2 separate regions of the Mus musculus genome follow, and region 2 is linked to region 1. Evidence: chromatin contacts called from ENCODE Hi-C or POLR2A ChIA-PET data. All regions are on one chromosome and are shown on one strand. Each heading gives the region's core, a stretch centred on a gene start or an enhancer-like site at or near the end of the contact. The rest is flanking DNA. Distances are from core to core; before and after follow the strand shown. Region 1 holds the start of Aff1 (AF4/FMR2 family, member 1). Region 2 overlaps Aff1 (AF4/FMR2 family, member 1).

Region 1 (5,005 bases), core at 829-3,328:
TACCCACTGAGCCATCTCTCCAGCCCCCTAGATTTTTTTTTTTTAAGATTTATTTATTTTATATGAGTACGTTGGTGTTGCCTTCAGACACACCAGAAGAGGGCATCAGATCCCATTACGGATGGTTGTGAGCCACCATGTGGTTGCTGGAAATTGAACTCAGGACCTCTGGAAGAGCAGTCAGTGCTCTTAACTCCTGAGCTATCTCTCCAGCCCCCTGAATTTTTATTTACTTATTTGCATGTGTATGGGTGTTCTGTGTCTATGTATATCTATATGCCACATGTGTGCCTGATTCCTGAAAACAGAAGAAGGCTTCTGATCCCTTGGGACTGGAGTTAAAGACAGCTAAGGGAACATGGATGCTACTTAATGTGGAACCTAGAAAGTGACTCTGGGACCTCTGGAAGAGCAGATGAGCCCTCTCTCCAGCCCTCAGGCATGTTTTTGTAGCATCACATATTGTCATTTGGAACCCATTGCTCCTTAAGTCAAGCAGTGAGTCCTTCCCTCTCACCTTGGTCTGACAGTATGGGAAACTGTCTCACCTGTAGCAAGCTTCCCCTATAGCTCTGAAGGTAAAACCTTATCTTTGCAATAAACACTGAAAGTTGTTTTCCTAGAAGAGAGACTTGCCAGATGCCCAAGTCAGAAGCGTGCGAATTGTTATCTCTAGGAGACATGGTCTATGAAAAACCAGCTAGTTTCTGGTTGGTTTCTCTCTCCAGTCACTTCACACTCATCTTCAGGACTGGTGCTGTGCTTGTGAGCTTAGAACAGAACAGTGCTTTCTGTGCACTTCCCGTTTGTCACAAGGAGGAGGAGGGAGGGAGGAGAGACAGAGAGACTGACATAGAGACAGAGGGAAAAACCCCGCATTTCAGAGTCAAAATTCAAAGGACTAGTTAGTTCATCAAGGGCATTCCTAAAGTACACGAGTTCTCCAAACTACTACTGTAGGTGGTGGAGAAAGCAGTGTCTGGCAACTTGTCTCACTTGCCACCACAGCCTTCATTCCTGCGAAGGCGTCAGTCGTTCTCCACCATCAGAGCTAAAGCCAGGGGAGTGAAAGACAAGCTTTGTCTTGTGTTCTTATGTAAGTAGTTCTGACCTCTGAGAGGGACTACCGGAATCTGGAAACTTGCGGTATTTAGAAACTGGGCAATCAGTTACATGAGCAATATAATGTGGTGAGTCCCGGGTCGAACCCGGAGCGCACCAAGAAAGTGTCCTTCCAGCAGCAGGCTGGTCCTCCGGGATGCCCCTGTTAAGTCTTCTCCCTGCCTTTCTGCCCATCGTTGTTTTCAGCCGCTTCCCAGGCAAAGCCTGGTGTCTTTCCTGTGTCTGAGTTGACGCAATTTTCGATTGTGCTTTCGAGCGTTTACGTTGGTTTGCATCATGGTTTTTGTTTGCGGGGGGTGGGGTGGGGTGGGGTGGAGGGGAAGCAATTCTTTTAATTTATTAGGGGACTTCCCTGAATGGCTGTCTTCTGTGTAATCGCATGTTGCCTCGAAGAGGGAAGTCGTATAAACACTTGTTTCTGGGCACTTTCAAAACTGAAAGCAAAGTTGAAGAAGGGTTGCTAGCCGATCCCTGATGTTTCCGATGGCAAGCCCCGCAGCAGCGGCCAGAAGCAGCGAAGGCAGTGATCCGATGCTCCCACTCCCAGCACATCCCCACGGCAGCAGGACCCTGAGGTCCCAGCCCGAGCGCGGGGATCTCTGTAGCGCGCGTTTGAACACAGCCGAATTGGGGGCAGCGGCGGCGGCGGAGGTGCGCGCTGCCCTTAAAAGGAGGCGGGCCGTACCACCGCGGCGCCTGCGGGGGGGTCCCGGCGAGCTCGGGCACCTCGAGGGGAGCCCAGCGCCGCGCACATCGCCCCCGAAGTGCGGGCGAACTGGGAGCCGGGACCCCGCAGCGGGCGGTGCGGACGCACCCCTTGGTCTCTGGTGACCCGACAGTGCCCCGGGGCGGCGGGCATCGCCGCTCCCTGGGCTCCAGGGAGGTGCGGCTCGCCCGGCTGCCCCCGGTGCCCGGATGTCCGTCAGGCTCGGCGCGAGCCGAGGCTCCGGGGGGCGGAGGCGGTGCTGAGGACACAGAGCTGAGGACGCGGCTGCCGAGAGCGCAGAGTCTGCGGGGCAGTATCGCCGACGGCTGCGGCCGACGCTGAGAGCGGCGCGGGCGAGAGAGCCTGCGGGGCGAGCGCGCAGATGGATTTGGGACGCCAGGCAGTGTGAGCCGAGCCATGGCAGCCCATTCCAGGTGAGGCTTGCGCAGGGGGCGTCTGGGACCCGGGAGTGGCCGCGGAGCCCGGGGCAAGGGCGGCGCGGGTGGGAGTGCCGGGGGGGGGGGGCGGGGACCGCAGGAAGCCAGCGGCTGGATCACTGCTATCTCATCCCTGAGTGTCGGGTAGAAAAGTGTGTGAACCGAGTGCAAAGGGACCGCCCGGAAAGTTAAGGTTAAAGATTCCGCTTCTGGCCCGAAGAACTGTTATTTTCGGAAAGTGAAGTTGGTTTCTCTCCTGCCGGAGCCTGGATTTTCACTGAGGTGCCTGTGCACAATCCTCCGGCTCTACTCGTTGCTGGTTTGGCGTCTTCCAAAGAAATTTGGAAGCGCACTTAATGGAAACGAGGATTCTCCCACGAGAGAGTGGTGGAGCCTGGTGAGTAATATAGTTTTTTTTTTTTTTTTTTTTTTTTTTTTTTTTTTTTCCTGCTAGAATGTACGATTCCACATAAAACGGCACAGTCAGAGTGAATCTGCTGAGTAGGCAAAGGCCGGAATGCGCTGGGTTGGTGAAGGGGAGCCTGGCTAATGACCCGCAGTTGCTGTCAGGGGAGTGCCCTGTACTGCAAGGACCGAGTCTTGCCTTCTCCCGGGTTTGAAGGTTTTGAAAGGAGCCTTAAAACTTGGCCGTACACCGGTGCCCAAGATTGAGGCTGTTGGGTGTCATCGCGCTTCGGTCTCTACAGCTGTTGGTTACGGAAAACAGGACCCGTCGAACCTTTTCAAAACTTATGCCAGAAGGCAGTGTGATTGCACAAGTTTACAATTATGGAAATGTTCTTTAGCCTTAATACTTGATTTAGGATAGTGATTTGGTAACATATCTGGACGCTGAGCTGAGGTAATTTTAGTAATTTTAGGTCTAAAGATCATGGAGAACAGTAGATTTGTAAACGTTAGAGACTGAGTAGATAGAACTTGAATTTTTCTAAGAGATAAAACTTCCTAGAAGGAACTTCTCTAAACAGAAAACCTTCTAAGTGTGTCTTACTTTAAAAACAAGTTTAATCCTCTCAACTTGGCTTAGTTGTGTCTTCATCTTATTGAGTGTTGGAAGGAAGGGGTTCCTAACGGGACAGAGGAGTAGGGGAACAGAAGTTGCACCTCAAACTTCTGCTAAATCTTAACTAAAAAGCAACCGTTAGCTTTTAGCACAAACAGAACCTGTAGATTTTCATATTACAGTGACTGCAGATGTCTTCAATCTCTAACGTTTCCCATTTGCTTGAAATTAAGGAACTGTTTGTCGTTCATGGCTAGTAATTAAAATATGTTATAGCTGGATATGGTTGCCCATGCCTTTAATCCCAGCACTTGCCTTTAATCCCAGCACTCAGAAGGCAGAGGCAGGAGGATCTCTGAGTTCTGGGGAAAGCCTTGCTCACCTTTTAATCCCAGCATTCAGAAGGCAGAGGCAGGGCGATCTCTGTGAGTTCTGGGGAAAGCCTGGTCTACAAGGAGAGTTCCAGGACAGCCAGAGCTGTTGTTTGTTACACAGAGAAACAGTCTCAACACCACCAAACCAAACTATTATGTCCTTACCTTGTCAATGGTGTATTTTAGTAGATACTCTTCTAGATCATTTGTTTCCTTTGTATTACATAATTTACTTGTGAAAGTATCCTTATGTATCACGCTGCCTCAGGATCCCTTGGCATACAGCCCGAGATTAAGGTACCTCTTATAAAATAGTTAAAGCTGCCAGAGCATGGGGATTTGAACCTTGGTTCTATTGTTCCAATTCCTTGACTCTTAAACTAACGTCGAACGTAAAATGAAATAAAAGATAAACTGGGTCCTGTGTATGCCAGACACAGCAGTAGGCTGCTGTAATTGGATTACCTCTTGGTCACCTAAGCAGACAAGCAAGTGCTTGATTATTTGCCCTTGGTAGTTAAGGAAACTGAGGCCTAGCCGGGTCACACAGGTTTCGTGCTCAAGGTCACACAGGTGCAACCTGCCTGACCCCAGATGGACCCCTGTAGTCTCTACAGTGTAGCACTTCCTGCTTCTTGTTGCCTCTGCTGTGCCAGCTGCAGAACTTCAGAGGAAGAGCCCGAAAGTGATTGCAGCTAAGTTTGCTCTGGTGCAGCATGTTTAATCTAAGTCATCAGCGTGGCTGCTCAGCTCAGCAGCAAAGACCCTGCTGTGCTTTCCTGGCTGGCTCACAAGCTCTGGCACTAGAAACAAAACCACACGGCCATCACGGTTGCCTTCCTGGTGTTTTCTTAGCCCTAGTGCTGAGTATCTACCCTGTTGCAATCATCCCTTCAATTTTGCCTTGAGTGTAGTCCAAGCACTCAGGAGAAACTGAAGCATTCTTTGTGATATAAAACTATTGGCACGTGTCTTATGGAGGACAGATTGGTTTGCTCTTGTGACAGTTCATTTGAATGGTCAGGCTCATTGGACTTAGAGATTCAGAGCTCACTGTTTTAACCATAGCGGTTAAGAGCACTTCCTGCTCTTAAAGAGGACCAGAGTTCTGTTCCCAGTGCCTACATGCAGCTCACAACCACCTGTAACTCCAGTTCCAGGAGATCCAGTGACCATTCTGGTCTCCATCGACATCAGGCAGGCAGGCAGGCAGGATACATACATATGGGCGAAAATGCACACAGTCAAAAGAAAAAAACAAGGAAGAAAGAAAGAAAAGAAAAGAAAAGAAAAACCACCAGCAAACCTACCCCCAAGTACTTTGATTGTGCATAGGCCTACT
Region 2 (5,005 bases), core at 1,000-3,499, 82 kb after region 1:
GGCCCCAGCCTGGGAAGAGGGGCTGTCCGAAATCCCCCGCTCAACAGGAACCCCCACCTCGGCAAACCGTGGGCAGCAAACAACCCAGGAAACCCGCCAAGGGCTCCGGCCAGGCAGAGCCCCAGGCCAGCTCGCAGGCAGAGAGTGAAGTAGGACCCCTTCCCTACGGCTCAAAGGAGCAGACTTCCAAAGACAGACCCAAGGTGAAGACGAAAGGCAGGCCGCGTGCCGTGGGCAGTCGGGAGCCTAAGCCAGAGGTCCCTGCGCCCACGCCTCAGGCAGCCGTGCCCAGACCGAAGCCGCCTGTGCCCACCCCCAGTGAGAAGAGGAAGCACAAGAGCTCCACGGCCCCCTCCAAGGCGCCCTCAGCCCCCCAGCCTCCGAAGGACAGTGCTGGGGACAGGAACCCAGAACACTCTGCTCTTGTCTCCTTGACTCAGAGCCAGGGTCCATCCCACAGCAGCAGGGGCAGCAGTGGCAGCGTCAGGACTAGTGGCTGCCGACAGGCTGTGATTGCCCAAGGGGACGGCTGTAAAGACAAGCTCCTGTTGCCTTTGAGAGACACCAAATTGCTCTCGCCGCTCAGGGACTCCCCACCACCGACAAGCTTGGTGGTGAAGATAACCCTAGACCTCCTCACGAGGATTCCCCAGCCTCTGGGGAAGGGGAGCCGCCCCAGGAAAGCAGAAGACAAGCAGCTGTCAGCAGGGAAGAAGCAGGACTCGGAGACCAAGAGCTGTGACAGCTCCAGCAGAGTGACCAAGAAGAGAAAGGTGGGTGCAGAGACAGGTGGTGGCATGGTCTTTGAGTTGTGGAAGCTTGCTCGGCTGAGCTGCCTCTCCAGGGCTCCTCTTGGCCTGCATCCGCTTCCCGTCCTGCGGGCTGTCACTCGGTCAGGGTATCTTGAGTCACTGAAGGCATCCTCTTTCTGCACACCCCACAGCGAGGCGCAGCATTTTTATGTTTTATGCAGATATGGTTTACTCCCTGGGTGCTGTATTTTATCCTGGAGGTTCCACAAAGCGGCGCGATAGTGTTCTGAGTCGTCTGAAGAACTGTGCACTCATGACCACGTGCTTTGTCCCTAGAACTAGCTAAGGCCTCTGGGGAGAGGTAGCGAAGTGAGCTGGTGGGGCAAGCTCGGCATGCTGAGTGGCCGTCACGATGTGTTTTCAAGGCAAACCTTCATGATGCGGCTTTCTATTAGGCATGATGCCAGTTTGGACAGTGTCGTCTTCCTTTATTCAAAGGGGTTGAGCTCTGGATTCCTGGATTTTTTTTTTCTTTTTCTCCTTTGTGATGAGGAAAGACTCCCGAGGGTACTACTACTACCTGCCCAGATCTTTTCACAGAGCACAAGGGCCATCTCTGCTTTGCTGACCAGGAGAGGATTTAGCACTCTTGAGTATAAGAAAGATATCTTACGAGGAAGATCATGTTGAAGCCCAGATAGTTTATCCACCTGGTTAAAGATATAGTGGCTCTAGCAAACCGAAAAGGGAGATTTCCCCCAGAACCTGGTTGCTGGAGACTTGAATATCTGTGACCCTATCTACTGTGCCCAGGTGCTTACTGAAGAAGGGGCTGTCTGAGCTGAGAGAGGACAGGTTTCCGTGTCAGGACTCTAGCTGGGGGACTAGGGGTGAGACAGTATATGTCTATGGAGCTCTGTTCTGGATCGTGCCACGTAGACCAGGCTGACCCCAAACTCACAGAGATCATCTGCCTCTGCCTCCTAGTTAAAGGCCTGCACCACCATGCTAGAAAGATTTTTTTTTAAAGCTTTTAGAATGAGATGGAATAGTGTGTGTGTCTGTCCGTCCATCCGCCTGCCTTTCTGTCTGAGACAAAACTTTATCGGAACTTGTGGTGGACATGCTTAGGGAAAAGTGTCCCTGCAGCTACTGCCTGAGCGGGACCCCTACTCGTGCTGGCCAGCAGCCAGTCTCCTGTCACCCCCATCTGAGCTGCCTTGGCTTATTTTATGTTGTCTCTGGCACTAATCCTCTGCTTTTCTGCCTCCCACTGGAGTGGAAGGAAATACAGTGTGCAGTGTGCTTCCTTGTTGGTTAGAGAGTCGTCAGCCTTCACGGGAAGGGGGACGTGGGGGGCGTCTAGGCTAGCTCCTCCGCATTCTGAGATCAGAGCCTGTCCTCTGGAAGCTGAGCCTCTAAGGCATGGCTCAAGGGAAGCATTCTGTTCAGAGCTTGGGGAAGTTTCCTCATCTCCACCGTGCACGTGAGTTCTGCAAAGTGTCTGGTCCAAGAGAAACTGAGGATAAGTGCCAACTGTGGTGCCTGTTAGCCAAGCAGACTGTGCCCTGGCCTCATGTGCTCTGTGCACTGCAGCAGGTACCTGTCAGGGTCTACCCGGCTCCTCTCAGCTCTCCTCGCCCCACCCCATCCCAATCTTCTCCAGTTTGTGGGCTTCCCTACCCCAGCTTCTGATTCCGATAGAACCTGCCATTTGGGCCATGTGCTCCAATAGATCTTGGTCCCCTCTCCTTTTTTCTCCCCCCCCCCCCCCCCCGCCCCCGTCCCCGTCCCCTCCATGGCTGATTCAGTCTGCTGACCATGTTAAGTTCGCTACTTCCTCTCCCTACTCTGGACCCTTCCTGATGCCTCTGGCTGTACTCTCCCTCATATGTCTACAACAGGAAGCTTCCCTTCAACCACACCTTGGAGTGGCCATGTCCTCATTCTAGACACAAAGCTCTAGCAAACAGCCAAGAGATCCAGCTTGGTAGTCAGCCTTTCCGTGGTGAAGATGGGACCCATTGGTTTAAATCCTGGCTGTATTAAAGTCCTGGCAAGCCTGATCACTTTACAGTCACCTAGGGACAGCGGGAGGAGGACTCTGGCATTTTTTAAATTCCTAGGCAGTCCTAATTCCGTGGGGCTGGAAGCAGTGAAGCGCAGCCTTCCCAGGTCCCTGCTCAGGCCGAGCTGGTGCTTGGGTAGAGGAGCTGTGGAGGTGTGCTGTGAGTGTGGTTAGCATCGGTTAGGCATTCATTGCTTCAGGTGTGGCATTAGTTAGCTGCTTGACTGAGACGCTTCCAGAGAGCTATGGATCCAAAGCTAGTTGTTGTATATTTACCCCTCAGCAGAGTCATGTGTTCTCTGATGCGGTAGGCCTTGCGTATGTTACCCGTTTTGTGCGTCAATGCCATGACGGCCATTCAGGCCTCCCTGGCTCCTCCGGTGGGGTCACCTGGTTTGCAAACCTGGGAACCTGGCTCTAGGCCAGAGGTTTACCAACTTTTTTTTGTTTGTTTGTTTGTTTGCTTTGTTTTTAAGATTTATTTATATGAGTATACTGTAGCTGTTTCCAGACACACCAGAAGACTGTATCAGATCCCTTTACAGGTGGTTATGAGTCACTACGTGGTTAATGGGAATTGAACTCAGGACCTTTGGAAGAGTAGCCAGTGCTCTTAACCATCTCTCTAGCCCCTGACTTGTTTTTTAACATGGGAATATTTCTCCCCAATGCCTTCATCTTCAGCGTGAAAGCTAGAAAACGCCTTTTCAAGATGTATTTAGAGACATTTAAGAGTTTTCCAAAACGTTCACGTGAGTGCAGTTTATTCAAAGCCCCCCACCCCCACCCCCAGCTTCTCACTGTCCTACTATGAAGTTTAACAAAAGTTCTCAAAGGATTCAAGTCTTTGAAGGCATTTTAGCCTTAAATACTCAAGAGAATATCAGAGATTACACAGTAGGGTGGGGATGGAGTTCAGTGTCTGAGCACCTCTCTAGCATTATTAAGGCTCTGGATGCAATCCTCAGCCATGCAAAACCAAAAGCCAGCCAGCAAGAGAGAGCCGATGGTGCAGACAGCTGTGATGAAGAGGGGACTGGGTTAGGAACAGTTGATGAGGCACAGTGGAGAAACTGAGGTAAATACACAAGCCGAGCAGTGCTTCTTTAAACTGCTGTGTACAAGTGCCAGCATCCACTCCCTTTTCTTAAGATTATGACTCTTTAGGGACACAGTCGGAGACTTCAGCTCTGTGTGTGCGCGCTTTTGTAAATGATCCATTCCAGCCATTTGACTGAAGATTGCCCCCTTCAAATAAGTGGCTATCTTTTGATATTATTGTGTTGGTGTCACCAGTGTAGCCCAGGCTAGCCTGAGAGCCAAGATCCTTCTGTCTCAGCTTCCCAAGTGCTGGGATTATAGTCATGTGCACAGATAAGTAGACAGTCTTCCTTATTTCAATAAATAACGGGATGAAGAGTTCACTGAAGTCTTCCTCTCTAACAGAATTGGTTTATTAATCAAGAAACCGTCATGTTTGGTGGGGGAATCAGTGTATTTATATACTCCTTCATTTATGTAGACAGAGGAAGGGAAGTCATTGTATGACAGGAAGAGGCGTGTTTTTTTATTATTATTATTATTAGATTATTTTACTTATTTACATTCCAAAAGTTGCCCCCCTTCCCTGAGTTCTTCATATCTCTCCTCGCTCCCCACAAAGGTGTGTTTCTTATGCTTGTCATGGTTAGTTCTGCCTTTGACCCATCCAGTTAACTAACGCCTTCTAGGTTTCTTTTCAGCTTGGTTGTTTATTGACTGGGGAGCATGGCAGGTGTGTGTGGTAGTGGAGGCTGCCTTAAGTCCGCCAGTTCCTGTGTGTCTGCCTCAACTGCCAAGGAGTAAAGCCGATCCACTTTCCTGTCCTGTGGGGCTTTCTTCCTGTCCTCTCAGGCAGTCTTCTGGTGGAGGTGTGAAGCGTGATCTTGGGCTGAGAGGTCATATCTTTTCTTCTTACTGAACCTCCTTCAGAGAGTTGCCCTGATCTTCCCATTCCCCCCCAGCTTCACACGCAGGCAAGCTACGTTGCTTCCTGTGTGAGCAGAGCCGTAGCAGTCCCTCCAAGCCACCGCCCTTTGCTGAGACCCAGAAAGGCTCAGGAATCTTATGGCTGTTCAGTAGTGGGGTGTGTGTGTGTGTGCATTCCTCCCAGTCTTGTGGTTTGTCCTGTCTCTCGTGTCTCTAT

What was found. A loop is a pair of places that touch in the nucleus more often than their neighbours do. ChIA-PET counts read pairs that join two places held with the same protein, here RNA polymerase II (POLR2A).
Region 2: POLR2A ChIA-PET joins it to region 1 with 14 read pairs in Patski. The contact joins the enhancer-like site here to the promoter of Aff1 in region 1. A Hi-C loop is called at or near these places in 1 of 37 maps with a recorded cell type or tissue (regulatory T cell). POLR2A ChIA-PET finds 5 or more read pairs at or near these places in 2 of 5 experiments (Patski and embryonic stem cell).

The regions. Positions count from the first base shown.
Region 1 is chr5:103,752,084-103,757,088 of GRCm38, forward strand. Aff1 (AF4/FMR2 family, member 1) reads left to right here and starts at 2,079. Exons shown (of 20, transcript NM_133919.4): 1 at 2,079-2,262. The coding sequence starts at 2,246.
Region 2 is chr5:103,833,687-103,838,691 of GRCm38, forward strand. Aff1 (AF4/FMR2 family, member 1) reads left to right here. Exons shown (of 20, transcript NM_133919.4): 11 at 1-773. Among named protein-coding and RNA genes, the nearest start is that of Gm42139, 49 kb to the right of the region's middle. Within about 2 kb of position 2,250, at least 1 of the 3 ENCODE cell types and tissues checked has a DNase peak (open chromatin) inside an H3K27ac peak, as active enhancers do.